Linked DNA regions of Homo sapiens: regions 1 and 2 are each linked to region 3. A link is a loop called in an ENCODE intact Hi-C map of the cell type or tissue named here. Cell type or tissue: OCI-LY7. All regions are shown on one strand. Each heading gives the region's core, and the rest is flanking DNA. Links, peaks and the distances in the headings are about the cores only.

Region 1 (10,648 bases), core at 973-8,972, 160 kb after region 3:
TTTCATGCCAGTGACCCACTGAAATAAAGAGCCACTTGTCTTGCTCCATATTTAGGAATCTTTGTTCGCTGCCTCATTTAGATTGTTCTTTTTCCCAGCCGTAATTAATTCTAAAGTGTCTTAGTTCAAGTCTTCTGACAAAACAGTTTTGAATCCATAAGAGAGGCTAAAATTAATCTAGCACCAAGTCACCTGGAAATTTCTTGTCAGAAGTTTTCAGAACAAGCCACTTTCTCTGTGCATTCAATTATTCTAAATTTGAACTGATGAGTAACACAGGGAGGAGGGGACAGCATGGGAGAGATGGGTCAAGGGAAGCCAACAGGGGCAGGTAGATAACATGATGTCCTCTTCCAGGGGTGGGAGGCAGCACTGAGAAATAGTTTCACTGGTTCCGTTTACACAGCTGGCAAGTCTACTGGCCAAAATTAACCTGTTACTTCTAGTTCATCACACACTAAACAGTGGCATTAGCTGGCACCAAGGCCACCTCACTCAGAAATAAGGCCTCAGCGCTCTGGAGGAACAAAAACCCCATCCGAGCTCCTCCCAACCCACTGTCATATGCGCTTTAGGGGAAATGCTAAGTTAACCCCAAAGCAATTCCAGATGGAGTTGAAGAACAGGTCAAATGACTGTTTCAGCCTGTATAAACAGAGGCTTTTCTCTTTTTGAAAGATTAACCAATAAAACGGTGACACGTACTCAACTTCAGCTCTGGCTTTGTTTCAGCCTTTGATGAGTCAAGCATTAGCAACATCCCACTTATAACTATGATATGAACAGGGCCACAAAAGCCTCCAGTGGCTATACTCCAACTGACTTCCACACCATAACACCCGCATTTCATCTACCTCTGCCCATCTCCTGTCTATCCCCACCCATTTGCCTTGGAACCCCCGCCTTTGTTTTGAACTTTTTAACCTTAAGAATAACATGTATTTAAGTTAAGCTTCATGCAACGTTAATATGCACCTGATAATTATTAACTACAGTCTTAATTTCCTCTCATGCATTTTTCTTTCTCAACAAAGCTCCCTAACTACTAGCTATGTGGACTTAAACCAAATTGCCATATCTTTTTGATTCTTCATTTTCCAATCATAAAACATAGTATTCATCCACCTATTTACAAGGATGTTAGGAAGATTAAGTCAACCAAGATGCCCAGATAACTCATAGCAGCTCACAAGTGTGGGTCTGGGCTAGAGACAGAATTGGAGTCGGCACCAGATGGGGCCTCACAACACTCAACCTTGTAAGGTGCAAGCAAAGAGGGTAGCCCTGGGGGAGAAGCAAGGGCTTAAAACCATTTTTGGGCTATACTATCAAGATACCAGAAGGGAAGGTGCAGACGAGAAACACCTCTTATAGTTTGCCCAGCTATTTGTAGTTTTCTGCGTCATCAACTTAACTGTCAATACATTCAGTATTGAAACATTTAATGATCTAAACTTAAATTCCTATAAACAGCAATACACCTGCACAGCATAACAGGATGTGTCATTGTTAATGCTGAATGAAATTCTGACCAAGAGCAATGAGGTTTACAATCACAGCTGAGGGGAGTGGATGATGCCCTCAAAAGAAATTCCAGAATGAAATGTGTATAATTTTAATAGCACCAGTCCTCCTTCTGAAGGTCTCTATCAGATAAATCAGAAGTTTTATAACTCAGCAAGAAGCCTGGAATAAGCCTGCCGATCACACCCCACAAAGTGGGGACTGTTGCCCAATTAAGCCTGCCTGTTCACTTCCAAGTTCTAGCCAAAACAGCTATATTGAAATCATATTTCAATATAGAAATATGATTCTATATTAAGAATCATATTTCTCCCTCATGCTGAATTTTCTGAGTGACATGGAGAAAACACAGGAAATATAGTTTTGTCCCTGGATTCGAATGAATTTTTGTGTGGTCTTGGGCAAATTACTCAGCTTCTTTAAGTTCTTTCTTCGTGAGGTATTAGCAACATCCCTACTGCTATGGTCTGAAGTTTTGTGTCCTCCCAAAATTCCTATGCTGAAATCCAAACTCACAAGATGTGATGGTATTAGGAGATGGAGCCTTTTGGAGGTGATTAGGCAGATCTCTCATGATTGGGATCAGACCCCTTATAAAAGAGATCCCAGAGAGCTAGGTCGCCCTTCTACCACCATGTAAGGACACAATAAGAAGGTGCTATCTGTGAGAAAGTAGGTTCTCACCAGACACCAAATCTGCTGGCAACTTTTTTTGGACTTCCCAGCCTCCAGGACTGTGAGAAATTTCTGTTGCTTAGAAGCTACCCAGTCTATGGTATTCCGTTGTATCAACCTGAACAGACTAAGACACACATATACACCCTTGCTTAAATATAAAAACAAGGCTGCAAAAACCTCCAGTGGCTACCTCCCAATAGACTGCGATGCAATAACATCTCCATTTTAGATTTCAAATAATGGCCCCTCCGAAGATGTCCACATGCTAACCCTTAGAACCTATGAATATATTACTTTAGATGGCAAAGGGGAACTAAGAGAGCAAATGGAATTAAGGTTGCTAACAAGCTGACTTTAAAATAGAAAGGTTATTCTGGATTAACTAGGTGTGCGGCATGTCTTCACATGAGTCCTCACATGTGGAAGACGGAGGCAGAAGAGTCAATGTCAGCATGATGAGAGGTGAGGACTCCATTGCCATTGCTGGCTCTGAAGATGGATGAGGGCCATATGCCAAGGTGAGTGGCAAAGGCAGGGAAAGGGATTCTACCCTAAGCCTCCAGAAAGGAATGCAGCCGTGCTGACAATTTTTCTAGTTTCAGTGAGACCCACGATACACTCCAAACTTACAGAACTAAAAGATAAGGTCTGCTTCTTCCTCTTGCTTTAACCTTTAAAGCCCTCTAGCTAGGCAAGGGGACTAATTTTTATCTCCCCATAGCTTGGGATCCTACTGGAAAACACGGATTTCAGGGACTGGCTTATCTACTGGCTTTACCACTCACTAGCTGTGTGCCTCTGGGAAAGTCACTCTCGTCTCTCTGCACCTCAGTTATATCAGTTTCCTTAAACGGGAGTAATCCCACTTACCTTATAAAGTCCCCGTGAAAACTGAATGAGACAACATGAAGCAAGTGCTTGGCACTTGTCACTATCATTTATGGAAAATATGCTTCTAAACATTTCTTCTGCCAATCCCAAAGTATGACATATTGATGGGCCTCAAATCAAGGGTATCCAACAAATTGCTTAAGGTTGTCAAGCAGGGATATGTGATAAGAAAAGCTAGTAGACAAATAAAAAAAAACAGCCTATGGAAAAGTAAAGGAGACAAAATGATGTGTGCTGGCAGGAAAAATGAGTTCAAGAGAGTGAAAGGAAGAACACTGGCACTTTCAAAGAGAGGGAGAAAAGCCTAGAAATAGACTGACTGGTAGGTTGTTTCTTGAATCAAGACTCTTACATTGGCTTGAAGATAGCTGTTAGTTAATACGTTTCCTTTGAGGAAATGTGGTGTTGCAAACAAGCTGAGGGCAAACACCCATCCCCTGGCAGAAGCAAACACAATCATCGACCTCTGAGGACATTTCAGAATACGGTCTGTATCCACAACAAGCCCCAACATGCAGAATCGTGAGTCAATTAATTTACTGGCAGAGCAGAATAACGGCTGCTCATAAGGAGGACGGTTTAGGGGAAGTGAATCTACCCATCATTTAAAATATATCCCAAGAATCAAACAGCAGCGTGAATAGGCAGTCATGAGAAAAAATTCTGACAGAAACATCAGACTAAGAAGTGGAACAATTCTGTCTCTATAACCAGAAGGAAGTGAGGCTCACACATGTAATCCCAGCACTTTAGGAGGCCAAGGTGGGTGGAACCCTTGAGTTTAGATGTTCAAGATCAGCCCAGGCAACATAGTGAAACCCTGTCTCTACAAAAACATACAAAAAATTAGCTGGGTATGGTGTCACACCCTTGTAGTCCCAGCTACTTGGGGGGCTGAGGTGGCAAGATCACCTGAGCCTGGGAGGTAAAGGCTGCAGTGAGCTGTGGCGCCACTGTACTCCAGCTTGGGCGAGAGTGAGATCTTGTCTCAAAAAAAAGAGAAGTGAAAACTTATGAATTTGGACCAATATCACTAAGATCCTCCCACTGTTCTGGTATCAAGAGTGCCCCTGAGTGCTTGTGGTGGCATGAAAAAGGAGGAAAACCAATGGATGTTTATATCCCAGTCAAGGAAGGCTGCTCAATAAACAGGTACCATAGTTTCCCCTTATTTTCTATTATATTTCATGAGATCATGCTAAACAATAGCACAAAAATAAAAATCCTCACTCTACATAGGTGGTGACAACAACCTCTTTGGGCCTCAGTTTTCTCACCTTTTGTAAAAGGGAAGGATAAGGTAGATAGAAGATGTCTTCTAGAGCTGTGATAATAAGCAGTGCCAGAAACATAGTAAGGGCCTAAGTTTCTTCAAGTATAAACTGGAATAATGACTGCTGTATGCCGTAAGTGGGATTAACTGATTGTGACACCTAATAGGAACTCAAAAACTGGTAGTGTAGGATTTTTAATAAAAGGATGTATGATGGGAAGTTAATAACACAACTAGGTTATGGAACAGAACGTAAGAATGAACCTCATCCAGGGGAATAGTGGACACCACTTCAAGGACAGCTACAGACAAGAGGATGACAAAGAACAGGGACGCAAGTAACTGGGGAAAGGGAAGGTGAAGGAAGGTGAAGAGTTTATGCTTAAGTTTCTGTCTTCTCTATAAAGGTGGAGGTGACATTCTCAGCTAAAGAGTGAGGGAAATGAGTAAGAAGAAGTAAGAACAGTAAGGGTTAAAAACAGCTTACTATTTTTAGCAATGAGAGAAAGAGCTAAACAAAGGCTTCTTGCGTAACTCTTTACCATAAAACGCTTTCTAGTCATCAAGAGGCAGAAAGAGAATGATCAAATACTTGACATCAGAGCATACTCCCAACCTCAGGGCCCAGACACGGGCCTTTATGCTATGACATAAAGTTCTAGGGGAAGCCCAAGGCAGGGCTGGTCTCTGGGAGAAGGAAACAGACTGACATAACTGATCCCTCAGCACTGTGTTTATAGCGGGACTTTCCTGATGAGTAAGAATGCGTGACAAAAGCAAAGTCGAACCTCTCCCAGTTCTACCAAGAAAATAAGTTGAAGAAATAATCTGAAGAGGGGAGGATACCAGAACTTTTAGGAATCAATTCAACACCCTCATTTAGCAGATGAGGACACTAAGTGACAAAGGAATTTCACGGCACAGCCAGGAAAGAATTCTGGATGTCCTCACTTCTAAGCTGAGATTCTTCCACTGCATTCTTTGAGAAGGCATAACCCAAACACAGGCCTTAGGCACAACAGGCCAATATGTTATTAGCCACATTTTATAGAAACTGTTTAGCACCGGGAATCACACTCTGCTTCCTTTAATATTCAGTTTTTGGTCATATTTTTCTCATTGTAAAAAAAAAAAAAATCAATATCTGCAAAACATTCCTGATAAAGAAGACTATTAAAAAAGAAATCTCATCCTTCTCCTTACTGATATGTTTGCAAGTTTCACCTTGAGATATTTCTGACAGTGATAGCAGTTGAGCAAGTCCTACTCATCTGATCCTTTTCTAAAAAATATGTAGCTGGGTGCAGTGGCTCATGCCTATAATCCCAGCACTTTGGGGAGGCCAAAGCAGGAAGACTGCTTGAGGCCAGGAGTTTGAAACCAGCCTGGGCAACATAGTGAGACCCCATCTCCTTAAAAAAAAAAAATTACCAAGCACAGTGGCAGATTCCTGTAATCCTAGCTACTAGACGGGCTGAGGATTGCTTAAGCCCAGGAGGTAGAGGCTACAGTGAGCTGCGATCAGGCCACTGCACTCTACCCCGGGCAACAGAGAAAGATCCTATCTAAAAAAACAACAAAAAAATACAATGTGGGCATCTTTTCAAATAGTTTATAGATCTAGTTGTTTTTCTTAGATTTGCATAATAAATATGGTGTACTGATTTCCTACAATCATCAGGATTAATGGTAAAGAGAAAGAAGAGCAACTGTAGAAATTGCTGGAATCCCCTGTCCATGTATCTTTAATGGCATGGACAGTTAGTAGTTGGGGGTGAAAGAAAGGCCATATCATCAGTTCTGCCATACATACAAATGAATGTGCAAAGGTATCTAACAAGAACTGGGCTAGAAAATGGAGGGCCCATGTACCACAAGTACAGGAGGAGACAACAAAATGCCTCATGACTTGAATAAAGCAGCTGGCAGGGAAACAGTCTTGCTTTGCTCCAATGGCAAAAATCTCATTAAAAACCAATCCTGTGCACCACTTTATAATGCATCATCGAAGTCGAGCTTTACAAGTCCGGTGGGTGTGGGAGGCAGGAAAGAGTCATGCCTTTCTTCTCCATGGCTGATGAATAAAAACTAAGCAAAGGCCCAGTGATGCATAGTCATGCTTCTACATTTCTCTAAGTCTCATTTACTTTGACTCTTTTATGAGGTCTTTTTTCCCCTATTAATAGAAAAACTTGCTTCAGTTTCCCATAAGTGACTCAGTGAGAGCCAGGTGTGCATACATACAAGGGTGTGTACCATAGGAGAGAAGTTCCAAAATTATGAATCTGGGAGTACATATCTTATGAGAGCCTTTTAATGTATAAACAGCCTGATGACATTCTTTTAGGACAGACTAAAGGTCAAATACTTTCCCCAGTTCAAACTGACTGTTTAATCGCTGCAAAGAAGTGGAACAAATCCCACTCCTAACCATCTTTTACCCTCAGTGGCCAAATGACTTGTGGCTCTAACAATGGGGACCTTGTACAAGTTAAAAGAAATGGATTAATCAAACACAATCCAGCAGGAGGCATAGGCACTGAAGAAACCTACTGCAGACAAGCCTCCTAGACAAAGTTCTTGGTATAGATTCTGATTTTCCTATTTTTAATTTTTGGTTTGGGAAGAACACTACACACAGAGCCCAGGGCCTATGGCAAGGAAGCATCAGGAAACTCGTCCCTGTGCAACAAAAACGGGAAAATGAAAAATATAACACATTCTTTTGGAATTTAAGTTCTAGACCAAGATATATGTTGCTTTCTATGGATGCTCTACTCACAAATGAAAGATGATTATTTTCACTTTAATTGCTATGGAATTTACTTGAATGAGAAAGACACAAAGACTGACTGCACATACCCAAACATACTTGAACCCACTGCACTCTCTACCTCTTTTTCCAGGGCAGTCACACCCAGGGCTCCCCTTTTCTTATGCCCAGGCTTTTTAACTTCATCAGCTGTAATGTAGCATGAGAGAGAGAAGAAAAAAAAAGATTTTCAGATAAGAATGACATTTTTCTTAAAAGAGCTTCCAGCATTGTCAGAGTCCTTCAAAAGTATATTTCATTATTAGAGAAGAAATCTAATGTTTCTAAAAACAACCCTAAAAATCAGCCACATGTCTTTCTTAAATCTGAGGTTGGTCCCCCCGCCCTGCTCATGCTGGCACTGAAGGAAAAGAAAATGATGTGCTTTAGCTTGGCCATCTATAAAATAAGAATAGCCGTATTATTAAACAATCTCGCTAGCCTTTGAAGAACACTTTAGGATGAGGATTTTTTTTTTTTTCTGAGACAACGTGCTGACAAACTTACGGCAATAGGCCAATGTGTGTGGTTCTAGGTAAGTCCCTGGAGAGAATACACGGGCAGTGTAGGGAAAAGGAGCCTGGCCAGGCACAGTGGCTCACACTTGCAGTGAGCCGAGATTGCATTACTGCAGTCTAGCCTGGGCAACAGAGTGGGACTGTCTCAAAAAAACAAACAAACAAAAAAAAAAAACAACAAAAGAATGAGAGAGAGAGATGGTGCAATTCAGCCCTCCATTGGGAAGAAAGAACCAACGTGTAGTGGGTAAAGTGATTTGCACAGGGCCAAACAGAGTCAAGATGAAACCTCCTGATTCAATGCTCCTGCCCCAGCTGCCCTGGAATTCTATAATCCACGGGGTGGCTTTACAGGATGTTACAATCCTGTTAAACAAGTTGGGGCTGTGGGTATGACTCTGGGAAACCCCAGGCTAAAAATGGCACAGCCTATTTGTATCTGATGCCATCAGCAAGTGGAGGTAGGAGATGCCCGTCTCAATACACCAAGATTCACTTTACTAAGAAATGTGCTATCAGTAAAACACATAGAGGGCATTAACCACAAGGCATCTTCTGCTATGAGATGTTCAAACACATAATGAATGATATATATGCAAGGCATCTTCTGCTATGAGATGTTCAAACACATAATGAATGATATATGTGCTCAAGCCTGGTTAACTGGAACCCACTCAGCTCAATCAAAGGCAGCAGCACTTAAAAGATGCATCCAACAGCAATATGATGTTAGCCACCTACATAGTTTTAAAATTTCTAGTGGTCACTGAAAAAGTAAAAGAGAAACAGGTAAAATTAACTTTAAAATCTTGTCTAACCTAATATATTCAAAACGTTATCACCCCAAATAAGTAATCAATGTAAAAATTGAGATTTCATGCTAAATTATATTCTCTTAGGGATCCTTCTTTTTTTTTGAGATGGAGTTTCACTCTTGTTGCCTAGGCTGGAGTGCAATGGAGCAATCTCGGTTCACTGTAACCTCTGCCTCCTGGGTTCAAGCAATTCTCCTGCCTCAGCCTTCCGAGTAGCTGGGATTACAGGTGCTCACCACACCTGGCTACTTTTTTTTTGTATTTTTAGTAAAGACGGGGTTTCACCATGTTGACCAGGCTGGTCTCGAACTCCTGACCTCAGGTGATCTGCCTGCCTCAGCCTCCCAAAATGTTGGGATTACAGGCGTGAGCCACTGCACCCTGCCAGGGATCCTTCTTTTAACAGATTCTTTCCTCCTGTTGTTGTAAAGTAGTGTCAACTAGTGGACCCTCCAGCCAGTATGCACACACTCTCAATAATGGCACTCAGTTACTGAGAAGGTTAACACATGCAAGATCCCACAAAAGGCACTTATTAGAGACTTTGAACTTCCAAGGAAACATTAAGAGGGCAGGTTATCCATATGTCTCATAAACAGAAAAATAGTAGAAGATCTTAAGGTTACCTGGCTAAGATAGAATGAAACCAGATCTGATGGCAATACCTGTTTTCTTTCTAGTCTCCATCTTCTGACCCAACTGCTTTCTTGAAAGAGCCAGTATGTGAAACATCTACATTTAAGACATGTGAGTAAAAGATCTGGGAAATGCAACAGCGTATAGTCATACTGTTTAAGTAACAGATTAACCCAAGGCTCAGTGCCCAATTCAGACTTTACAGTATCATCTGTAATACTTTATACATCTGGATCATCCTGAATATGGAGTTTTGTATTCCACTCTATTTAGCAATCATATTATAATCATTTTCTTAAACTATTACCTCCAAACACATGGACGTTGACAGCCATTGAGATTTTGATCAAGATGTCTCCAAAACACAAACTCCAGCCTATCTCTCTATTCAAATGACTATGTTCAAGCCCTCAAAAATTACTGACAGAGCAAAGATGGGCCAGGAACTGTTGTGGGTGTTGGTGATATGGTGCAAACTGGGCAGAAAGTGACTTTGATCTCACATGGCTTAGAGGGAAACAGGTCACAAATATATAATGTCAGGTATAAATACATTATAAGGACATAACTTGGGGTGAGAAATATGTAACCATTTTAGTCTAACCCCATTATTTATTAGGTTGAACCACATGAAACTGCTGATATTCAACCATTTCTGACCTACAGAATGGGCAATTTCAAAACAGTTTCATTCCATCAGGAAACAACCAAGAATGCTTCTGATAGACTGGAAATTATAATGAATCCCTGAAAGGCAGAAGCCACAGTGGCCTGGACTGGACAACCCTCTCTCCCATAGCAGAAGCTCTAGGAGCAGGCTGTGAGTACAGTAAGCTCAGAGATAACTGATGGGAGGAGCAGCATGGACTGAGGTGGTAGGCAGGGTGATTGGATGGGGGATTGTGGAAGGATCCCCAAATGATTTAACTCTGCGCTACTCTCCACTCTCCATCCAGCCCAGGAGGCTCCTGTCTTCACCCAGAGCATTCTGAGAGGCAATTATTTCTACCAGGAATAGGGGAGGGGGTGGCCCTAGTACAGCTGCCCCTAATCTTTTTGGCACCGGGGACTGATTTCATGGAAGATAATTTTTCCACAGAGAGGGTCAGAGGGGATGGTTTCAGGATGAAACTCTTCCACCTCAGATCATCAGGCATTAGTTAGATTTTCATAAGGAGTGCACAACACAGATCCCTTCCACGTGCAGTTCACAATTGGGTTCCTGCTCCTATGAGACTCTAATGCTGCTGCTGATCTGACAGGATGGGGAGCTCAGGTGGTAATGCTCGCTCTCGCCCCACGGCTCACCTTCTTCTGTGCAGCCCGGTTCCTAACAAGCCACAGGGGTGGGGGATCCCTGACCTAGAGACCACCACTTTCCCTTGTGATTTCAACTACCTCTAAATGCAGAAAAGGTCCAAAAATTTGGCAGTCTATTATTGTTGTTTTTTTGGGGGGGTAAAGGAACAATATATATTACTTGTGCAGTTAAATAATAATA
Region 2 (10,648 bases), core at 777-8,776, 76 kb after region 3:
CAATTACCCACTTGAGAACAGAGGAAATACCCAAGTGAACAGGGGTCCCCTATTTATCCTTGGAGTTTCAGAATAAACCGGTCTTACCAGGTACCCCTAAGCTTGCCTTCATCTCTGTTCTAATGGTAATCTGTTCTGTGCCTGTGGCCTGTGACCAGCCTTTATCTCTCTCTGTCCTATGGGTACTTTGTCTCTTGCACCTGCAGCCTTGGGCTGGCCTATATCCTTATCTCCATGATCTTATAGTGACTCTTACTCACAGCATTCTGGCAACAAAATGATTACCTCTTTTTTTTTTATAATCCATTTCCCATGTTCTTTAAGTAGATGAGAAGCTTGTTTTTCAGCCAACTGCTGCAAGAGGCTGCACTTCCCTCCCTTTAAATATGACCTTGAGAGTCCTTAAGCACATTGAGGAGGGTATGGAAGTGATTAGAGGAATGGAGAAAATTTTGTATTAGAGGTTCCCTGTCCTCCTGGGGTAATATCCAGAAGAAATGCTTGAGTAGACAGGACAACCCCTCTGCTATAGGAGAAAGTGGGAGGAAGCATGAGGAATACTGACGGAAAACCTTCATATGCTCACATAAACAGCAGCCCTGGGATTCAAAACAGCAATGTTTATTTGCCCTCTTGACATAAAGAGGAATCTTTGGAGAACTCGGAGCTTGGGATAAGAGCCCACAAATGGCAAAGGAAGAATTTTCTCTCCTCCCAAAGGGGGTGCTAACTCAAAAAAAGCAAGTAGGTGAGATCCTTAAAGAACCACAGAGTGATGTCCTATGCAGCCATAAAAACTGCTTCAAAAGCCACCAAAAACTTGACCCTGGAGCATAACAGGGATGAAAAGTGTATGGTAAGTCATAAGGAGCTGGAAGAACTGGGGTTCTAATTAGTGTCTATCCTGGCAATGAGCCAATGGACATCTGCAAGGGAGCCTGTTTCTCTGCTGCTGTACAAATGCAACAAGAGCCATGGGTGAACGAATAACAGGGAGTGTGTGTTTAACGTAGAGAAGGAAGTTGCGTGGCATACAAAGTGAAAGAAGAGAGACAGACTTGCCCCTGAGGTAGACAGTGTGGTGGGCACACAAGGCCGTTTCAGAACACACACAGAGAAAACAGGAGAATAGGTGGTGTGGGTTTTGGGGAAAAAGACAATTGTATTTGAAAAAGCAGAGGAAATTGCAGACATTGCACAGTGTTAGGCTTTAGCCCTACCACTCTCATGAGCCTCCTGTCTAGGAGGGCCATTAGTATTTCAGGTCTACATGGTGTGGACTCCAAGGTCCTTCCTACCCCTGTAAGCCACCGGTCAGGGTAAGCTGAGAGATCAGCCAGCGGGTGCAGAGCCACTGTGGCTGAGAGTAATAGTTCTGGGAATTGGTTGGAAGGCAGGAGAGTGAAAGGGGAGAAGAAAACTGTGTACAGATCTCCTTCTTCTCCAGCCAAAGAAGGAGAGGCATAGAGATTTCTTACCACTGGGGAACGTATCCAAGCCATGTGGCATCAAAGTATGTTAGCAGCAGTGAATCTGTATGGGTCTGCAAGAACTTGTTTCTTGCCTCTTCAAAGGAAAGAATTTGTCTGAGGGGCATAAGCGAGAGTGAGAGACCAAGGCAAGTTTTTGAGCAGAAGTAAGAGTTTATTAAAAACTCTTAGAGCAGGAATGAAAGAAAGTAAAGTAACTTGGAAGAGGGCCAAGTTGGCAACCTGAGAAATCCAAGTGCCCTGTTTGACCTTTGACTTGGGGTTTTATATGTTGGCATGCTTCTGGAGTTTTGTGTCTCTCCACTCTTGATTTTTCCTTGGGGTGGGCCATCCACATGCACAGTGGCCTGCCAGCACTTGTGAGCGGCCACATGCACAGTGTATTTACTGAAGTTGTGTGCATGCTCACTTGAGGCGTTTTTCCCTTGCCAGTCAAGTGTTCCTAGAGGAACTGGTCATACACCAGTTAAACTCTGCCATTTTGCCTCTTAGTGCATGCTTGAGACTGCTTGCTCAGCTCCTTATTGGGAAGCTGTTGGCCACCGGCTTCAAGTGTTTTCCATATATTGGGAGACTGCCTTTCTCTGGCACTGACTGCAACCAATTATTATTTTAAAAAGACTGCTTAACAACTACCTGACCATCACCTAATGGTTGCCTGACATTACTGGTGGGGGATGGGCTTTTCTTCTGATGTTCATGTCTGCCTAACTACCTACTCCAACACTCCCACCTCAGCCTCCTGAGTAGTTGGGACTGCAGGCTTGTGCCACCATGCCTGGCTAATTGTTATTATTATGTTTATTTTTAATAGAGATGAGGTTTCCCTATGTTGTCCAGGCTGGTCTCAAACTCCTGAGCTCAAGCCATCTGCCCTCTTCAGCCTCACAAAGTGCTAGGATTACAGGTGTGAGCCACTGCTTCTGGCCAGAAGTCTTTAAGAGAGGCATATTTTGATTTATTGAGTCTCTTGTAAGGCTCTGCATGATAATCAAAATCTACATTCCATTGTTCTTGAGGAATTCAGAATTTCTTCTTTTCCAATCCACTTCATAAATGAACAGTTTTGTCTAGGTTAAAACTTTCTTACAATGACCACTGTATTTCTATATTATCTTTGAACTTCAAATTAACAACCTAATGATGCACCTCAGGGAGCTAGAAAAGAGAACAAAACAAAACCAAATTTAGTAGAAAGAAAGAAATAATAAAGATCAGAGCAGAAGTAAATGAAATTGAGAGTAAAAAATACAAAATATCAACAAAAAGGTTTTTTTGAAAAAATAAATTAACAAACCTTTACCTAAACTAAGAACAAAAGAGAAAAGACCCATGTAAATAAAATCAGAAACAAAAAGGGAGAGTTAACAAATGAGACCACAGAAATACAAAGAATCATTAAAAACAATTATGGACAACTTTTTCCAAAAGAAACCACAAGTTTCTTTTGGAAAATCTAAAAGACATTGATAAATTACTGAACACATACAACTTACTAAGATTGAATCATAAAGAAAAAAATAACTTGAACAAACAAGTAATGAGATCAAAGCTGTAATAAAAAGTCTCCCATTAAAGAAAAGCCTAGGACCTGATTGCATCAATGCTTAATTCTGTCAAACTTTTAAAGAAAAAACTCAAACTCTTCCAAAAAAAATGGGAGAAGTGGTAATACTTCCAAACTCTTTCTACAAGGTCAGCATTACCTTGATACCAAAATTGGACAAAGACACAGAAAAAAAGAGTGTTAGGCCAATATTTCTGGTGAACATAGTTGTAAAAATCCTCAACAAAATGCTAGCAAACCAAATTCAACAACACATTAAAAAGATCATTTAGCATGATCAAGTGGGATTTATCCAAGGGATAAATATTTCCAGATTAATACACAATTTCTGGCTTCCAAGGCATGTTTACCACTTAATAATTATTTAATCAAGTTTGACCATATTGTTTGCTCAGAAAGCCTGGATCATGCAGAAAGGTGAAAATATCCATAGAGAATTGTTTCCCAATAGCCCCTTTCGAGTGGGCTATTGGAAGGTAAGTGGATAATGGGTTTGCATAATTGCACTTTTTTGTTGGTAAAATCTGGGAAAATAAAAATTTTACAGTCTTTCCTTAAAGAAAGTCCTCCAAACTAAGTAAGTTTCAGGTCACATAAAACCTGAATTTGCCCATGCTCACAACTGTGCCTGCAATTGTTTATGGTTGAGGGAAAAAAACATGTTAAAAAAGCGTCACGCAGTGGCCAAGGAAAATCTCTTTTCATTGCTCTAATGGAATTACAGCTCTCCCTCCTGCTTATCTTACAGTCTTCTTAGGTGGGCACTGTTTATTTATACTCTCACAGCTCTCTCTGGTCATGGGCTAATTTTTTCTTGATCCTCATTGCTATGTTCAGAATATACTCCCTCCTTTCTAAAAGACACCAGCCACTCCCATTCTGTAATTCAACTCATTTCTCTATGATTTTCGCTCTTGAGCTTAGTCTCCTTATCTATAAATCTACTCTAGTCTAATTCCTTAACCCATTTCCTGTTTGCCCCAAGAATATTCTTGTTCTCTTGTCTCTAATCCTAATGTAATATCATATACATTTCTGTTACATTAGGATTAGAGACAAGTTCTGTTTAGAAATAACTCCATGAAGAATTTTTATATTTTATTTTCACATTGAAAAATCAGTCAGATTTGCTTCAGCCTCAAAGAGTGTGTTTACGTAAAATTCAGTGAGTGCTGGCAGCAAGCCACACTTTTTTTTTCTAAACAGGAAATGGGTTAATATACACGTTGATGAACATTCTCTGGCTTATTTCCTGTAAACCCGCTTCTCTGACTAACTTGTGCTCTTTGACCACCACCACTTTATTACTCCACCTTGACCTCTAAGCTATGATTCTATCACCTTGTCAGTGTATTTCACCCACTTTATGTCATCACTCCACTCCTTACCCAGCTAAAATGCTTATGGTCACATAGTCAATTATCAAAGGATAGTAATCATTCCTTTGCATACACCCTTGAACCTCACAGTGTTTTATACATGGCAAAACCAAAACCCTGGTTAAATCCAACTCTCTTGCTAGTCCACATCTGAACCCAGGGATCCAAAAGTGGTTTACAAATATCTTCTCTTAACCTCACTTCCACCTGCAAATTACCATCTGTTTTTTTGCTCCTTTTATAGAAAAAGAAAAAATGCAAGAGCCTTAAAGCAGAAGTCTAAATTTTTATGAATGAAGTTAAATTATTTTTTCAGAGTATCTTCAAAATAATCTGGTAAGGTAGGGACAGAGGGAGTGGGGAAGTAGATGAACAACATTGGCTATCAGTTAAAAACAATTGAATGTGGGTGATGGGTTTCATTTTTTGTTAATTCATATTTTTATATGCTTGAAATCTTCCCTGATAAAAATTTCAAGTGTCTGTAATTGCTGTCTCCAATTTCCTCTCTTTCAGCTACAAACCCACTAACCAAGATTTTACTTTAAACACTCTGCTGAAACTATTGTTCATCCTAGTCACAATAATATTTATATTGCTAAATTGAATGCTCAATTCTTAGTTCTCACTTTTTCCTATCAATAGTGTTTGATGGACCATCAAACTATGCTTTCCTATGTCACACCTTGGTGATCAATTTGTGCTTCCCTTTCTTCAAGTGGATTCTAGTACAGGTATCATTTTATTAGTCTGTTCTCACGCTGCTAATAAAGACACCCCCAAGACTGGGTAATTTATAAAGGGAAGAGTTAATTGACTCACAGTTCACATGGTTGAAGAGGCCTCACAATCATGGCAGAAGGCAAAGAGGAGCAAAGACACATCTTACCTGGCAGCAGGCAAAGAGGGCATGTGCAGGGGAACTCCCCTTTATAAAACCATCAGATCTTGTGAGATTTATTCACTATCACGAGAACAGCACGAGAAAGACCCACCTCCATGATTCAATTACCTGCCACCAGGTCCCTTCCATGACATGTGGGGATTATTGGGGCTAAAATACAAATGAGATTTGGGCGAGGATGCAGCGAAACCACATCAATCACAATTTTTTTTTAATTTCAATAGTTTTTGGGGGTACAGATGGTTTTTGGTTAAATGGGTAAGTTCTTTAGTGCTAATTTCTGAAATTTTAGTGTGCCTGTCACCCAAGCAGTTTATACTGTACCCAATATTCTCTTATCCCTTAACCCCTCCAAACCTCCCCCATCGAGCCCCCAAAGTCCATTAATCACTCTTTTTTTTTTTTTTTTTTTTTTTTTGAGACGGAGTCTCGTTCTGTCGCCCAGGCTGGAGTGCAGTGGCGGGATCTCTGCTCACTGCAAGCTCCGCCTCCCGGGTTCACGCCATTCTCCTGCCTCAGCCTCCCAAGTAGCTGGGACTACAGGCGCCCGCCACTACGCCCGGCTAATTTTTTGTATTTTTAGTAGAGACGGGGTTTCACCGTTTTAGCCGGGATGGTCTCGATCTCCTGACCTCGTGATCCGCCCGCCTCGGCCTCCCAAAGTGCTGGGATTACAGGCGGAGCCACCGCGCCCGGCCCATTAATCACTCTTATGCCTTTGCATCCTTATAGCTAAGTTCCACTTGTAAGTGAAAACATACAATATTGGGTTTTCCATTCCTGAGTTACTTCACTTACAATAATGACCTCCAGCTCTATCCAAGTTGCCGCAAAAGACATTATTATTGTTCCTTTTTATAGCTCAGTAGTATTCCATGGCATATACATATATACCATATTTTTATTATCAACTCGGTCGATGGGCACTTAGATTGGTTCCATATTCTTGCATTTGCTAATTGTGCTGCTATAAACATACATGTACATGTGTCTTTTTTATATGACTTCTTTTCCTTTGGGTAGATACTCAGTAGTGGGATTACTGGATTGAATGGTAGTTCTACTTTTAGTTCTTTAAGGAATCTGCATATTACTTTCTATAGTGGTGGTACTAATTTACATTCCCACTAGCAATGTAAAGATGTTCCCTTTGCACCACATCCATGCCAACATCTATTGCTTTTTGACTTTTTAATTATGGCCATTCCTGCAGGAGTAAGCTGGTAACTCTTTGTGGTTTAATTTGCATTTCCCTGATGATTAGTGACAAGCATCACAATTTCTTAGTCTTCCTTTTTCCTCACCAGTTGCTCCCTTCTAGTCTCCTTTGCTGATTTCTTCTCTTTTCCTTGACCTACTAACATTGCAGTACCCAGGGTAGGCCTTGCTTTCGTCTCTGCTCTGCATTCCTTAGTGATCTCTTTCAACCTTGTGCCATCTAATGGCTGAAAATGCCTCTGTTATGTGGACCACTCAGAAATTTATATCTTTAGCTGAGACCTCTCTCCAGAATTCAAGACTTTTATGTACAACTGCCTACCTGACATCTCCACTTGGGTATTAAATAGGCTTCTAAAAGTTAACAACTGGACTCTTTGTATTTCCCCTGAGTGCTGCTCCACCCAAAGCCTTCCTCATTCAGTTTATGGCAACATCTTTCCAATAGTTTAGATTAAAAGTCTTGGATTATTCTTGGTTCCTTTATTATTCCCTCAAAACCTACATTCAATCCTTTGGTAAATCTTATAGCTCTACTTTCAAAATAATTCTAGATTCTGACCTTTTTTCTTCACCTTGACTTCTATCACACTAGTCTGGGCCAACTCTATTTCTCACCTAAATAACAACAATATCCTCCGTATTCATTTCCTCGGGCTGCCGTAACAAAGTACTGCAAGTTGGGGGACTTTTAGCAACAGATTTTTTTTTCTTTCACAGTTCTGGAGGATAGAAGTCCAAAATAAAGGTGTTAGCAGTGCCTTGCTCTCTACGAAGGATCCAGGAGCGATGTAGGTTCTTCTTTTCTAGATCTGGTACATCTAGTGTCAGTGACATCAGGGATTTCTTGGCTTGTAGATGCAACATTTCAATCTATGTGTCCACCTTCACATGGATTTTTTTTTTCCTGTGTTTGTGTCCAGATGTCTCATTCCTTTTTTTGAGATGGATTCTCACTGTCACCCAGGCTGGAGTGCAGTGGCATGATCTCGGCTCACTGCAACCTCCATCTCCTGGGTTCAAGTGATTCTCCTGACTCAGCCTCTGGAGTAGCTAGGATTACAAGTGCCTGCCACCATGCCCAGCTAATTTTTGTATTTCTAGTAGAGATGGGGTTTCACCATATTGGCCAGGCCTGTCTCGAACTCCTGACATCAAGTGATCCACCCGTCTCGGCCTCCTAAAGTGCTGGGATTTCAGACGTGAGCCACCATGCCCAGCTAAAATGTCTCATTTCTTATAAGTAAACCAATCATTAGATTAGGGTCCACCTCAACCCGGTATGACCTCATCTTAACTGATTACATCTGCAAAGAACCTATTTCCAAATGAGGCCACATTCAGTTTCCAGGTATACATGAATTTTGGAGGGAAGCTATTCAACCAAGTACAAACTTTTAACTAGGTTATTTTCCTTCCTTCCCTCCCTCCTTCCTTCCTTCCTTCCTTCCTTCCTTCCTTCCTTCCTTTCCTTCCTCCCTCCCTCCCTCCCTCCCTCTCTCTCCTTCTCTCTGTCTTTCGAAACACAGTCGTGCCTTGTCACTGAGGCTGGAGTGCTGTGGTGTCATCACAGTTCAACCTCAACCTCCTGGACTCAAGTGATCCTTCCATCTCAGCCTCTCAAATAGCTGGGACTACAGGCACATATCATCATACTTGGCTAATTTTTGTATTTTTTTGTAGAGACATAGAGGGTTTGTCTATGTTGCCCAGACTGGTCTCAGACTCCTGGGCTCAAGTGATCCTCCTGTGTCGGCCTCCCAAAGTGTTGGGATTACAGATGTGAGCTGCCATGCTGGGCTGCTCCGCTTTTTAAAAAATTGTTATCTTACAGTATATTCTCAACACCATAGTCTGAGTTATCTTTTAAAGTGCAAGTCAGATTATATCACTCCTCTTTATACTTATTGAAATAAGTATACTCAGAGTAAAATTCTAAAACTTATGTGGAGTTACCATATAGCCCAGTAATTCCACTCCTAGGTTCTCACTCAAGAGAAATGAAAAATATACCTATGCCAAAACTTGTACAAGAAGGTTTATAACAGAATTATTTGTAACAGCCAAAAAGTGGAAACAATCCAGGTGACAAATGAATAAACAAAATGCGGTATAACCATAAAATGAAATATCATTCAGCCATGAAAAGGAACAAAGTGGCCAGGCACGGGTGGCTGACACCTGTAATCCCAGCACTTTGGGAGGCCGAGGTGGGTGGATCATGAGGTCAGGAGATTGAGACCATCCTGGCTAACATGGTGAAACCCCATCTCTACTAAAAATACAAAAAAAAATTAGCCGGGCGTGGTGGCGGGTGCCTGTAGTCCCAGCTACACAAGAGGCTGAGGCAGGAGAATGGCATGAACCCAGGAGGCAGAGGTGGAGCTTGCAGTGAGCCAAGATCCCACCACTGCACTCCAGGCTGGGTGAGAGGGCAAGACTCTGCCGAAAGAAAAGAAAGAAAGGAAAGAAAGAAAGAAAGAAAGAAAGAAAGGAAGGAAGGAAGGAAGGAAGGAAGGAAGGAAGGAAGGAAGGAAGGAAGGAAGGAAAGAAAACAAAGTATTGATATGTGCTACACTATGGATGTACCTTGAGAACGTTATGTCAGATGGAAGAAGCCAGACACAGAAGGCCATATATTATATGACTCTTTTCATATAAAATGTCCAAAATAGGCAATTTCTTTTTTTTTCTATTTTTCCATTTTATTTACCATATTATCTATATGATTCCCAGGGATACCATTTGTTTATTATTTTTTTTTTATTATTATACTTTAAGTTCCAGGGTACATGTGCACAATGTGCAGGTTTGTTACATATGTGTACATGTGCCATGTTGGTGTGTGCTGCACCCATTAACTCATCATTTACATTAGGTATGTCTCCAAATGCTAACCCTCCCCCCACCCCCACCCCATGAGAGGCCCCGGTGTGTGATGTTCCCCTTCCTGTGGCCAAGAGTTGTCATTGCTCAATTCCCACCTATGAGTGAGAACACGCGGTGTTTGGTTTTCTGTCCTTGTGATAGTTTGCTGAGAATGATGGTTTCCAGCTTCATCCATGTCCCTACAAAGGACATGAACTCATCCTTTTTTATGGCTGCATAGTATTCCATGGTGTATATGTACAACATTTTCTTTATCAGGTCTATCATTGATGGACATTTGGGTCGGTTCCAAGTCTTTGCTATTGTGAATAGTGCCACAATAAACATATGTGTGCATGTGTCTGTATAACAGCATGATTTATAATCCTTTGGATATATACCCAGTAATTGGATGGCTGCGTCAAATGATATTTCTAGTTCTAGATCCTTGAGGAATCGCCACACTGTCTTCCACAATGGTTGAACTAGTTTACAGTCCCACCAACAGTGTAAAAGTGTTCCTATTTCTCCACATCCTCTCCAGCACCTATTGTTTCCTGACTTTTTAATGATCGCCATTCTAACTGGTGTGAGATGGTATCTCATTGTGATTTTGATTTGCATTTCTCTGATGGCCAGTGATGATGAGCATTTTTTCATATGTCTGTTGGCTGCATAAATGTCTTCTTTTGAGAAGTGTCTGTTCATATCCTTTGCCCACTTTTTGATGGGGTTGTTCGATTTTTTCTTGTAAATTTGTTTGAGTTCGTTGTGGATTCTGGATATTAGCCCTTTGTCAGATGAGTAGATTGCAAAAATTTTCTCCCATTCTGTAGGTTGCCTGTTCACTGTAGGTTGGTAGTTTCTTTCGCTGTGCAGAAGCTCTTTAGTTTAATTAGATCCCATTTGTCAATTTTGGCTTTTGTTGCCATTGCTTTTGGTGTTTTAGACATGAAGTCCTTGCCCATGCCTATGTCCTGAATTGTATTGCCTAGGTTTTCATCTAGGGTTTCTATGGTTTTAGGTCTAACATTTAAATCTTTAATCCATTCTGAATTAATTTTTGTATAAGGTGTAAGGAAGGGGTCCAGTTTCAGCTTTCTGCATATGGCTAGCCAGTTTTCCCAGCACCATTTATTAAATAGGGAATCCTTTCCCATTTCTTGTTTTTGTCAGGTTTGTCAAAGATCAGATGGTTGTAGATGTTTGTTATTATTTCCAT
Region 3 (10,648 bases), core at 1,140-9,139:
TCTAGAGGGTGACTGTTGTAAAGATGTATATGGCATGGCTCCTCATTCCATCTGAGTTCTGAGTTTCTAAGCTCTATCACCTTTCCTAGGGCACAGAGGCACCCTCTCACCATTCTCAGAATCTCCTGCCAAAGTGCCACCTATAATATTTTCTGAAAAACATTTGATCATCCTCTATTATTTGCTAATCTCTGGACTGCCTTTGATAGTTAGACTTATCACAGTAAGACTATTCCAAAATTAGTAGTTTTTAATATGTTTAAATACCACCATAAACAGAAAGATTTAAGGTCGTCCCCTTTCTAGGGAAGCATACCACTTTATTATACATTTGCTCCCAAGTATGTCTTATGTCTATAAGAATGGTGTTTGCCTCAGTAGTCATTTGAGGACAACAAGTTTAAAACCCCTTCCATTTCAGAAAATTGTTTCTCAATCCTGGCTCCATGTCAGAATCACCCGTGAGGATGTTTTAACATTTAGACTTGTTGATCAGCTCCAGGTCTACAAAATTAGAATCTCTAGGTTTGAGCCCCAATATTCCTGTGGTTGTTATTTAATAATTCTTGCTCATGGTAAACTTTCAAACAGTCCAGAAAGCAAAAAGTAGTAAGCAAAAATCTGAAATTTTTCCCACCCTCATTCTTACTACCCAAAGGTAACCACTATTACAAATATTTAATTATCCTTCCAGAAATATAAGTACATATAATTGCAAACATCTCTCCCCCAGCATGCATATTTGGAAAACATGAATGGGATCATACTATTCTGTCACTTGCTTTCTTTAATTAGCAATAGATCTTTGACAACTTCCATTGTCAGTGCATATAGATGTGCTTCATTATTGTTTATGGATGCACAGTTTTATTATTTTATGAATGAGCCCTAACAACAACAACAACAAAAAAAGTCTCCTCACAAGCATGTCAATCATTTTTCTCTTTCTTGCACTTTGTTTGCTAATACACACTGCTATAAAGAAACATTTCTGCATACTTATACAAGTTATCTGTAGCAATTTATATAGGAGTGAATTGCTTTAGCTGAAGTTACATATCTAAATGTGTCTGTAGGTGTAAAATCTATCCATATATACATATGTATCCATACATAAAATACATATATACATATGTATGTATATATATGTGTACATGTGTATACATCTTCCCATACTTACAGATATGTGTGTACATATGTGTATATAAAGATATGTATTATATATGTTACATACATGAGTTATAGGAATAGAATTGCTGAGTCAAAGGGTGTATATAAGTATATAGATATATACACAAACATATAACATACATATGAACTATATATACTATATAGTATATATGTGTATATATATTTCCATACATTATTTGTGTGTGTCTTTACATACTTAAAATAGTGGAATAGCTGAGTCAAAGGGTACCTATATTCTCATACAGTTTTGACTAGATATTGTAATGCTGCCTTTCAAAACAATTACACCAAGTTGTAATAGTAAGAGTGATTGTTTCCTGACAACTTTGTCAAAGTAGTCTTTTTTCTTTTTGCCACACTTGTGGTTATATGCCATTGTTTCTGTTTACATTTATTAATGAGTAAGATTATCTTTTTATTTTTTACTATTTGCACATATTCTACTATAAACTATTATATCCTTTGCCTTTTTTATTGGATTGTTGTTTTACTGGATTATGTATTTATTTATATAGTCTAGTAATTAATCTTTTGACATATATGATCAAATAATTGTTTTTTATTCTTGCTTATGTTATCTTTTTTCTTATGACTTTGGGGTTTTGAGTTTGAGCATGTGCAATGTTAGGAAAGTTTCTCATGAAATTTGGATAATCAAGAGTTACCTAAGGGATAAAGCTAGTGTCATAGGACATTAAGTTTGGGGAGGAGGAGAACAAGACAAGGGATATTCAGTAAGATTTTTCTCCCCTATCCCTGCCTATGGAATGAATTTGCTGATCTAAAACAGAAAATTATTTACCCCTGTTAAAAAAAACTCAATTAACTCAGGTTTTTAGGCCAGTGGAAGAGAACCCCAAAAACTTCCAATATTCAGTGATTCTGTCTGCATAAGTGACCCACAGATAACTCACTCCCTATTGACCCTGGCCTTTGGGACAACAGAAAAGGCACAAGGCTTGTAACCCAAAGGCCTGCCTGATGATTCCAGCCCTGGCTCTTGCTGGCCATGAAGTGTTCAAGATTTGAGCCTTTCTAGGCCTCATTCTTTCCACCTGTAAAACAGGAGTAATAATCCCAATTTTGAAAGGCCACTGTGAGGATAAAATAAGTAATATAAGTGAAATTACATGCTCAGTTCTTCATTATTAATTTTTTGAAGAGCACATAGCCAATAGTCACTCCGCATTCCAAAAGTATTTGGAATACCACATACCCATTGTTATGCTAGAAAGAGTCATCTTCACCATTGTATTTTGCTGAGACTAATATTAAACTTAGAATTCCCCTGCATACTGCAACTGAAAGAGAACAGGTATTGGGCAGCGGCAGTGGGGGAAACCAAGATGGAATTTAGATGTTCAAACTTTAATATTTACATTTTTTGAACAGAGAGCTTACTATATAATTATCCTTTTATTCAGATGGCATTCCTCTGAAATAAGCAATTACCCTTATCCCTAGGTCTAGTTCCTGTGGAGAGAAAATGATTATACTTTGAGCTATATGGCTCCAATAAACAAAGATAGATCCCTCAATTTAAATTTGATCCTCAGAAAACTGAGGGTCAGAGAACCCCTCAGGCATGACGGGATAATGTGACAGTTAATTTGGTATGTCAACTTGGCTAGGCTGTGGTACCCAGTGTTTGAGTCAAACACCAGTCTAAATATTGCTGTGGAGGTATTTTTTAGATATGATTAACATTTAAGTCAGTAGACTTGAAAAAGCAGATTATCCTCAATAATATGGGTGGTCCTCATCCAAGCAGTTGAAGAGCTTAAGAGAAATGACTGAGGTCCCTCAAGGAAGAAGAAATTCTGCTTCCAGATTGCCTTTGGATTCAAGTCTTGCAACAACAACTCTTCCCTGGGTCTCCAATTTGTCAACCCCCACCATTTTCTGAGACAATTCCTTAAAATAAGTATTTTCTCTCTTTCTCTTTCTCTCTCTCTCTCTCTCTCTCTCCCTCCCTCTCTTTCTCTCCCCCACATATGTGTGTGTAGACATATAATGTACGTATATATAAAATTGTATACACACACAGAGTCATGTGCTGGATAACGATGCTTCAGTCAACCACAGTCACATATTGGTGGTGTCCCATAAGATTATAATGGATGTGAAAAATTCCTATCCCCTAGTGATGTCATAGCTGTCCTAAAGTTGTAGCACAACATACTACCTTTTCTATGTTTAGATGTGTTTAGATATAAAACTACATTTTGTTACAATTATCTACAGTATTCAGTATAGTAACATGTTGTAAAGGTTTGCAGCCTAGGAGCAATAGCCCATACCATACAGCCTAGATGTATAATAGACTATACCACCTAGGTTTGTATATGATGTTTGCACAACAATGAAATCGCCTAAAGATACATGTCTGAGAATGTATCCCTGTTGTTAAGCAACCCCATGACGGTGTGTATATACATATACATATGTGTGGTACTGGCACGCACACACACACAATGGGTTCTGTTTCCCTGGAGAACTGACTGATATAGATAGCGACTTCAAAAGATGTTTAATACGTGCCTTTTCTCCTTTCCCCACCATGCTTTATTGCAACAACTAGTTACATTGTCTAGGCCCAAGAAACCCTCACCGCTCCCACTCCATTCCTCCAGTATCTTTAAATGACACTATGCTGGCATCCGACATCGTTTTTCTTCCAGGATGAACTAACCCTTTCTAAAGCGCCCTTCCTCTGTGGGACAGAAAACCTAATGCCCCCCTACAGAGGCGGAGGCCGGCTGAAGGTGGTGGTAGGAGGGGAATGCTGGGGGCGTGGCATAGGTGCAGAGGAAGACCCATAAAAGGATCTGGTTCCCATAGAGCTGACATTCTACACAACAAACAAGTAAACAAGTACATAAGTAAAATAATCTCTTCGTCCTAAGTGCTATAAAGAAAAAAATCACGGTGGTATGAGGGTGCCTGAAAAGGGAAGCATTTCTGAGGAAGGGCTACTTACTTCAGAAGAGACCTGAAGGAAAAAGAGCTATATTTGCGAAGAGGGAGAAAGAGCAGCCATACTAGACAGAAAGGTGGCATGTGGCCCCAGCACAAAGCACGGTGTTGGGTAAATTCTGAGTGAAATCTACCTACCGGGGAGGTGCATTTGTAAATATCTAGATAGATATTTAGAGTGGCTACGTAAGAGTGATCGCTAAATCTCACTTTTTCCAAAGGGCCCCGTTTTGTCTTGGGTTTGTACCGAGGTCCGGCAGCAACGTCAAGTGATGGGGCGGGGGATGGGGAAAGAGAAGTCTGCCGCTCCTCTAGGCTACCGCACCGCCTTAAGTGGGTGGCTCGGCCAGTGCAGGCCTCACTTTCCTCCCCTGTAAGGTCTGGGGGGCTTGACGTCTGATCTGTAAGGCCCTGTCGGCTCACGCTGTGGTTCCACTTCTTCAACTAGGCCACTAGGCCCAAGCGCATGAACAGGAAGCCACTGAGAAGCGGGCCACATTTCCAGGTTCCCGGAGCTGGGCCTAGTCCCGAATCCTCTGGCACACACCCACCCACTCAGGCCGCGGGTCCAGCCCGCGAGGTTTAGGACGGATCCAGGCAGACCGCAGGCTCCGGGTCGGGGCACCGGGTCAGCGCGCCGGCCTGAAGGCGGCGTCCTGGGCTCGACTTCCCGCGCGCGGAGAGCCGGCGAGCCCGCGTCCGAGTTCCTGGACGAGAGCCGAGCCTCGCTTAGACCGCGCTCAGGACCCGGCTCCTCCGCATTCTCCGGCTGCCCCTGTGTCCTCGACTCACCCCTCCTTTCTGCCGCTCCTTCCTTTCCTTGCCCTGCTTTTACTGTTCCCAAACAGGACCGCTTTTCCTGTCTCCCAGCTGGAAAGGAGGAAGGGAGAGAGTCCAGAAAGGATCGGTGATGTGGAAGAAAAGGGGAGGAGGGGACATGGAGGGGGAGACCGGAGAGAGAACGTACGCCGAGGAGTCAGGCGGCGGGATCAAGGGGAGTCGGGGTGTCTGGGCGCGGGGCAGAGCGTGGAGGCGGCAGCGGCCAACGGTCGCCAAGACAACCATTCTACGCGAGGACGCGGCGACAGGAGGGGAGCGGCCAGCAGGGGAGGGGAGCGCGGGGGAAGAGGAAAGAGGAAGAAGCGCTCAGATGCTCCGCGGCTGTCGTGAAGGTTAAAACCGAAAATAAAAATGGGCTAGACACAAAGGACTCGGTGCTTGTCCCAGCCAGGCGCCCTCGGCGACGCGGGCAGCTGGGAGGGGAATGGGCGCCCGGACCCAGCTGGGACCCCCGGGTGCGACTCCACCTACCTAGTCCGGCGCCAGGCCGGGTCGACAGCTCCGGCAGCGCCAGCGCCGCGCCGTGTCCAGATGTCGCGTCAGAGGCGTGCAGCGGTTTAGTTTAATTTCGCTTGTTTTCCAAATCTAGAAGAGGAGCGGAGCGGCTTTTAGTTCAAAACTGACATTCAGCCTCCTGATTGGCGGATAGAGCAATGAGATGACCTCGCTTTCCTTTCTTCCTTTTTCATTTTTAAATAATCTAGTTTGAAGAATGGAAGACTTTCGACGAGGGGAGCCAGGAATAAAATAAGGGGAATAGGGGAGCGGGGACGCGAGCAGCACCAGAATCCGCGGGAGCGCGGCTGTTCCTGGTAGGGCCGTGTCAGGTGACGGATGTAGCTAGGGGGCGAGCTGCCTGGAGTTGCGTTCCAGGCGTCCGGCCCCTGGGCCGTCACCGCGGGGCGCCCGCGCTGAGGGTGGGAAGATGGTGGTGGGGGTGGGGGCGCACACAGGGCGGGAAAGTGGCGGTAGGCGGGAGGGAGAGGAACGCGGGCCCTGAGCCGCCCGCGCGCGCGCCTCCCTACGGGCGCCTCCGGCAGCCCTTCCCGCGTGCGCAGGGCTCAGAGCCGTTCCGAGATCTTGGAGGTCCGGGTGGGAGTGGGGGTGGGGTGGGGGTGGGGGTGAAGGTGGGGGGCGGGCGCGCTCAGGGAAGGCGGGTGCGCGCCTGCGGGGCGGAGATGGGCAGGGGGCGGTGCGTGGGTCCCAGTCTGCAGTTAAGGGGGCAGGAGTGGCGCTGCTCACCTCTGGTGCCAAAGGGCGGCGCAGCGGCTGCCGAGCTCGGCCCTGGAGGCGGCGAGAACATGGTGCGCAGGTTCTTGGTGACCCTCCGGATTCGGCGCGCGTGCGGCCCGCCGCGAGTGAGGGTTTTCGTGGTTCACATCCCGCGGCTCACGGGGGAGTGGGCAGCGCCAGGGGCGCCCGCCGCTGTGGCCCTCGTGCTGATGCTACTGAGGAGCCAGCGTCTAGGGCAGCAGCCGCTTCCTAGAAGACCAGGTAGGAAAGGCCCTCGAAAAGTCCGGGGCGCATTCGGCACTTGTTTTGTTTGGTGTGATTTCGTAAACAGATAATTCGTCTCTAGCCCAGGCTAGGAGGAGGAGGAGATAACCGCCGGTGGAGGCTTCCCCATTCGGGTTACAACGACTTAGACATGTGGTTCTCGCAGTACCATTGAACCTGGACCTCCCTTCACACAGCCCCTCAATCGTGGGAAACTGAGGCGAACAGAGCTTCTAAACCCACCTCAGAAGTCAGTGAGTCCCGAATATCCTGGGTGGGAATGACTAAGACACACACACACACACACACACACACACACACACACACACACACACAGTAGGAAAGGTGTATTTCAAGCACACTTTCTTTCTCCTTGGGGAGAATTATTGCTAACCATCTAAGTTTTCTGGAGGCGGCCTTTTTTCTCCCCAGCCTCCCGGCGGGGTCACCCTCTCCCACCTTCCAGGAGAGTGGAGGACCCGTGAGATACGGGGCACGCAGGCAGCGACTTCCTGAAATGCTAACAAGGATCGTAGGATCAGTTACTGCTGCGAGGAGCAAGCACTTGCTTCTTGGGGGAGTTTTGCAGCCAACAGGGAAATGGGCTTTCTTTGTGAGTTAGAGGTAGAGGTCCGGCGGCCTGAGTGATTGAAACTGCTCGGGACAATGCTCGTATGTTTAGCAAACGACAGAACTGTAGAACTGTTCCTGAGAAATCCCAACTGATAGTATTTTAGTCATCTCAGACGACAGTTAGCACAGTTTAAAAATGAGGCCTACTTCTTGAAAAACAGAATCCAAGGTAGTTTTGTCCTCACATTGACAAATGTTGACACAGCCAGTGTAATTTCCTATAACCAGGAAAACTGAAAGAATATATGTACAGTTAAAATATGTACAATGCTAATTAAAACTTGTGTAATAAGTCTAAAAGTAATTTAATGAGGCTTCACTTTTATGACCGTCCTTGTGGTATGCTTCGCCAGGAATATATAGCTTCAAAAAGCAAAGGCCAGCGGAGGGGTAATTATTTTTTTACTGCAATGTTAATTGTCTCTTTGACATGGAAATATAAACCTGTTAAAACTATCAGTGTTTAATTTAGTGTCTCAATTTCTATTAGCAAAAATTTATAATCTATAGGATAAATGCACATTTTATTTTTTACTTTTCATATTATGCAAGTTAATTTTTTTAATTTAGTCAAAGGAGCTTATAAAGGATTTCAGGGCCTGTTGCTGGATTTGATTTTAATTCATTTTGAAACATTGACAAGACCCTGGTTGTTGTTTTTTTTAACAGTGGTTTATCCGTATCAGCAAAAGTTTAGCCACTGTGACCGGTAACTGTATGAATATAGTTCTTAATATTATTGTCTATATAAAAATATTTATTACTCTAGTTAATATTATTCTATATAAAATCATTTTGTTTAAATTATTAAGTTGCCTCTGAAAATCTGTAGTAACAAAGTAGAACATGTCAATGTATATAAATGCCATAATTATGTATTTTTTAGTTTAGGCCTATAAAACATAACATTGTGGTGATTTTAAGTTAGAGAAAATATTTTATAGTATGTTAATGTATATGCATGAAATGCAAAAATATTTAAATGATAGGTTCATTGAAATAGATCATTTTTTGTTATTTAGGTATAAATCAATTTTCAGGACGTATGTGAAAAGCGCAATCTTCAGGAAGTTTCTCAAGATAGAACACAGCTTGGATAGAATGTCTTGAAATATATGCAATTTTCCAATTTCATATGTAAAATGATATACATAATATAAAATCTAGCGGTGTTAATTATAATGATATGTAATTATATATTTCACATTAATATATTTTATGCCCATGGCTATATTGATTTGGGAATATATATGGATACTAATTATGTTAGGATTCATACAATTCCTTGAGAGGCACAAGTGCTAAAAATTACTTGTATGAATTATTTAATATCATTGCAAATAAGATGTTATTTTAACTTTTTTTAAGTTTCTGCAAATATGTTTATTATGACTTTTTATTTTTATATGATTGGAAATACATATACTAAAATTCCACGTTACCAGTTTCTTAACCACAGAAACCTGAAAAATTGCCATAGTTGATTTGTTACTTCTACCTTGGTGCATTTACAAAATAGTCATATTTTTATTATGAAGTTAAATATTCATTTGTTTATAGCTACTTCAGAAGGCTCAGGTTATTTTTTTCTTTAATAGCACAGAGTCCTCTCAAGGTAAGCACTGTGCAGTTAGTATAAACCATTATTCCCCATGTGTACATGATTCACAGTTTGTATTGTGTTCCAAGTGAACCATAGCCCTTTCAGAAATCAAGACTTATATTCATTTTACTTCTTTGAGTACTCTTGAATTTTAGAAAGTCCATTATGATCCTAAGGTAGCAACAACATAGCCTATTACCGTCTATGATGGTTTACAGATCTATTATTCCACGTTAGTTCATCACTATCAACTACCATGATAGAGTTAAGCTAAACCATTTTCCCAACATATGAAAAACTCCTATTACTAAAGTGATACAAATGGTATCAAAAATACTTTTTTATAGCAAGGTTCAACAGTGGGCCCAGTGCTTTTACACTTTTTCAAAAGTCCTTGGAGAAACAGAGAAAATCTCACTTGCCTTCTGTACTAAAACATTCTAGGCCGAACTAAAACTGAAACTTCATAGTAGAACACTGTAGGCCAGGGGTGTTCAATCTTTTACCTTCCCTGGGCCACATAGGAAGAAGAAGAATTGTCTTGGGACACACATTAAATACACTAACACTAACAATAGCTGATGAGCTTAAAAAAAAAAAAAAACTCATGATACTTTAAGAAAGTGTATGAATTTGTGTTGGGCAGCATTCAAAACCATCCTGGGCTGCATGTGACCCTCGGGCCCACAGGTTGGACAAGCTTGCCCTAGCTCCTCCATCTGCTGCAAAGCCCAGCCTGATACAAAAACCAACGTGATAAAAAGTTTTTGTGGTGCTTTATTTTGGCAGTTTAAGTTATATAAACAATGGGTACAGTTTCATTTTCTAAATATAAAATTTTTACATTGAATATGAATTTTTAAGACAAATTATCTGAATTCTGATTCTCATATACCTAACTACTAATATCTTCTCTATTTGTTGCCCAATGAGATTAATCCACCTCTTAAACACTTCACCATCAAGAAAAACAATTTTGTATTTTAAAATGAACCCATCCACTTTCATTCAGCTATTTTATATTCAGGCATCATCCTAAGGAAAGAAAGGTTCTGACAAAGATTAATACAGATGGATAAGTAGTAGCAAGAAATCAAAAACTGCATAAAATTCTAGCAATAAAGTGTTAAATTATGGTACAGTTACATTCTGGATCATCAGGTATCTGAAGAATATTTCATAGACTGTTAAATGATTGCATTATAAAGTCAGGTTTTTTTAAAGCAAGATTCCAAACAGTAAACAGTTTCTCTCTCTCTCTCTCTCTCTCTCTCTCTCTCTCTCTCTCACCAAATTAGTTATAATGGTTTCCGCAGGATGAGAGGGGTTGGGAAAAAGTTTGGTGATATTTATTTTCTTCGTTTCACTTTTGAGTTTTCCAAAGTGCTATGACCATCATCAGTAAAATATACATTTCCAAAGCCTTTGACACACGGTAACAGTCCTACACAGTGGATGAACTAAGAGCTTCTCTACCCTTAGATGGGTAGGGAGGGAGGAAAGACAAGGAAACTGAGTTGTTTAAGTGTCATACACGAGAACGTGGCTTTAAGGTCTGGGAAAACCTGCGAGGGCTGTGACGTCAGACTGTGAAATGCACGCTATGTCCATTCACCAAGACGTTCCATTTTAAAACCCATAAATCCGTAGCTATACCTGTTTCCAAGGTGCCTCGTGTTAGGCCTCTGGTCACAGCACTTGGCGCCCTTCTTGGGATCTCTTCTCTCCGCCCCCACTACCCCACCCCACAAGCACACTCTAGTCCCCTCCAATCAATTTCAGGCAGGTCTCGCCGCCTCCGGAGCCACGCTGGGGGTGCAAGGGCCCTGGACCCGAAAGAGCGCCCGCCCGGCGACAAGAGATGAGATGCACGCTGCTCCTCCACTCCTCAGCCCCCACCATCCTCCT

The links. Peaks named below come from ENCODE experiments on the same cell type or tissue, not always from the same donor. Only the 100,000 strongest peaks of a DNase experiment are listed, where the experiment ranks them.
Region 1: a loop joins it to region 3, with 2.1 times the contacts of the local background. A loop is called at or near these places in 4 of 110 quality-filtered maps.
Region 2: a loop joins it to region 3, with 2.4 times the contacts of the local background. A loop is called at or near these places in 7 of 110 quality-filtered maps.

Annotation. Positions count from the first base shown.
Region 1 is chr9:21,826,641-21,837,288 of GRCh38, reverse strand. All of the region lies in intron 4 of MTAP (methylthioadenosine phosphorylase), which reads right to left. Among named protein-coding and RNA genes, the nearest start is that of MTAP, 29 kb to the right of the region's middle. RefSeq lists enhancers at 3,592-3,731, 3,981-5,180, 5,048-5,357. In OCI-LY7, for the core only: no CTCF peak of the experiment used is centred there; DNase peaks (open chromatin) are centred at 3,738 and 4,038; H3K27ac peaks cover 2,330 bases.
Region 2 is chr9:21,913,460-21,924,107 of GRCh38, reverse strand. It overlaps a transcript of MTAP not described here. Among named protein-coding and RNA genes, the nearest start is that of CDKN2A-AS1, 48 kb to the left of the region's middle. In OCI-LY7, for the core only: no CTCF peak of the experiment used is centred there; a DNase peak (open chromatin) is centred at 4,267; H3K4me3 peaks cover 1,161 bases; H3K27ac peaks cover 1,174 bases.
Region 3 is chr9:21,989,992-22,000,639 of GRCh38, reverse strand. CDKN2B-AS1 (CDKN2B and CDKN2A antisense cis and trans regulatory RNA 1) reads right to left here and starts at 5,849. Exons shown (of 19, transcript NR_003529.4): 1 at 5,479-5,849. LOC124902130 (a long non-coding RNA gene) reads left to right here and starts at 6,612. Exons shown (of 2, transcript XR_007061436.1): 1 at 6,612-6,754; 2 at 8,160-10,648. It also overlaps a transcript of CDKN2A not described here. RefSeq lists silencers at 5,396-5,595, 5,916-6,175 and an enhancer at 10,602-10,648. In OCI-LY7, for the core only: CTCF peaks have their summits at 4,756 and 5,738; DNase peaks (open chromatin) are centred at 5,289, 5,569, 5,929, 6,229 and 4 weaker places; H3K4me3 peaks cover 5,579 bases; H3K27ac peaks cover 4,373 bases.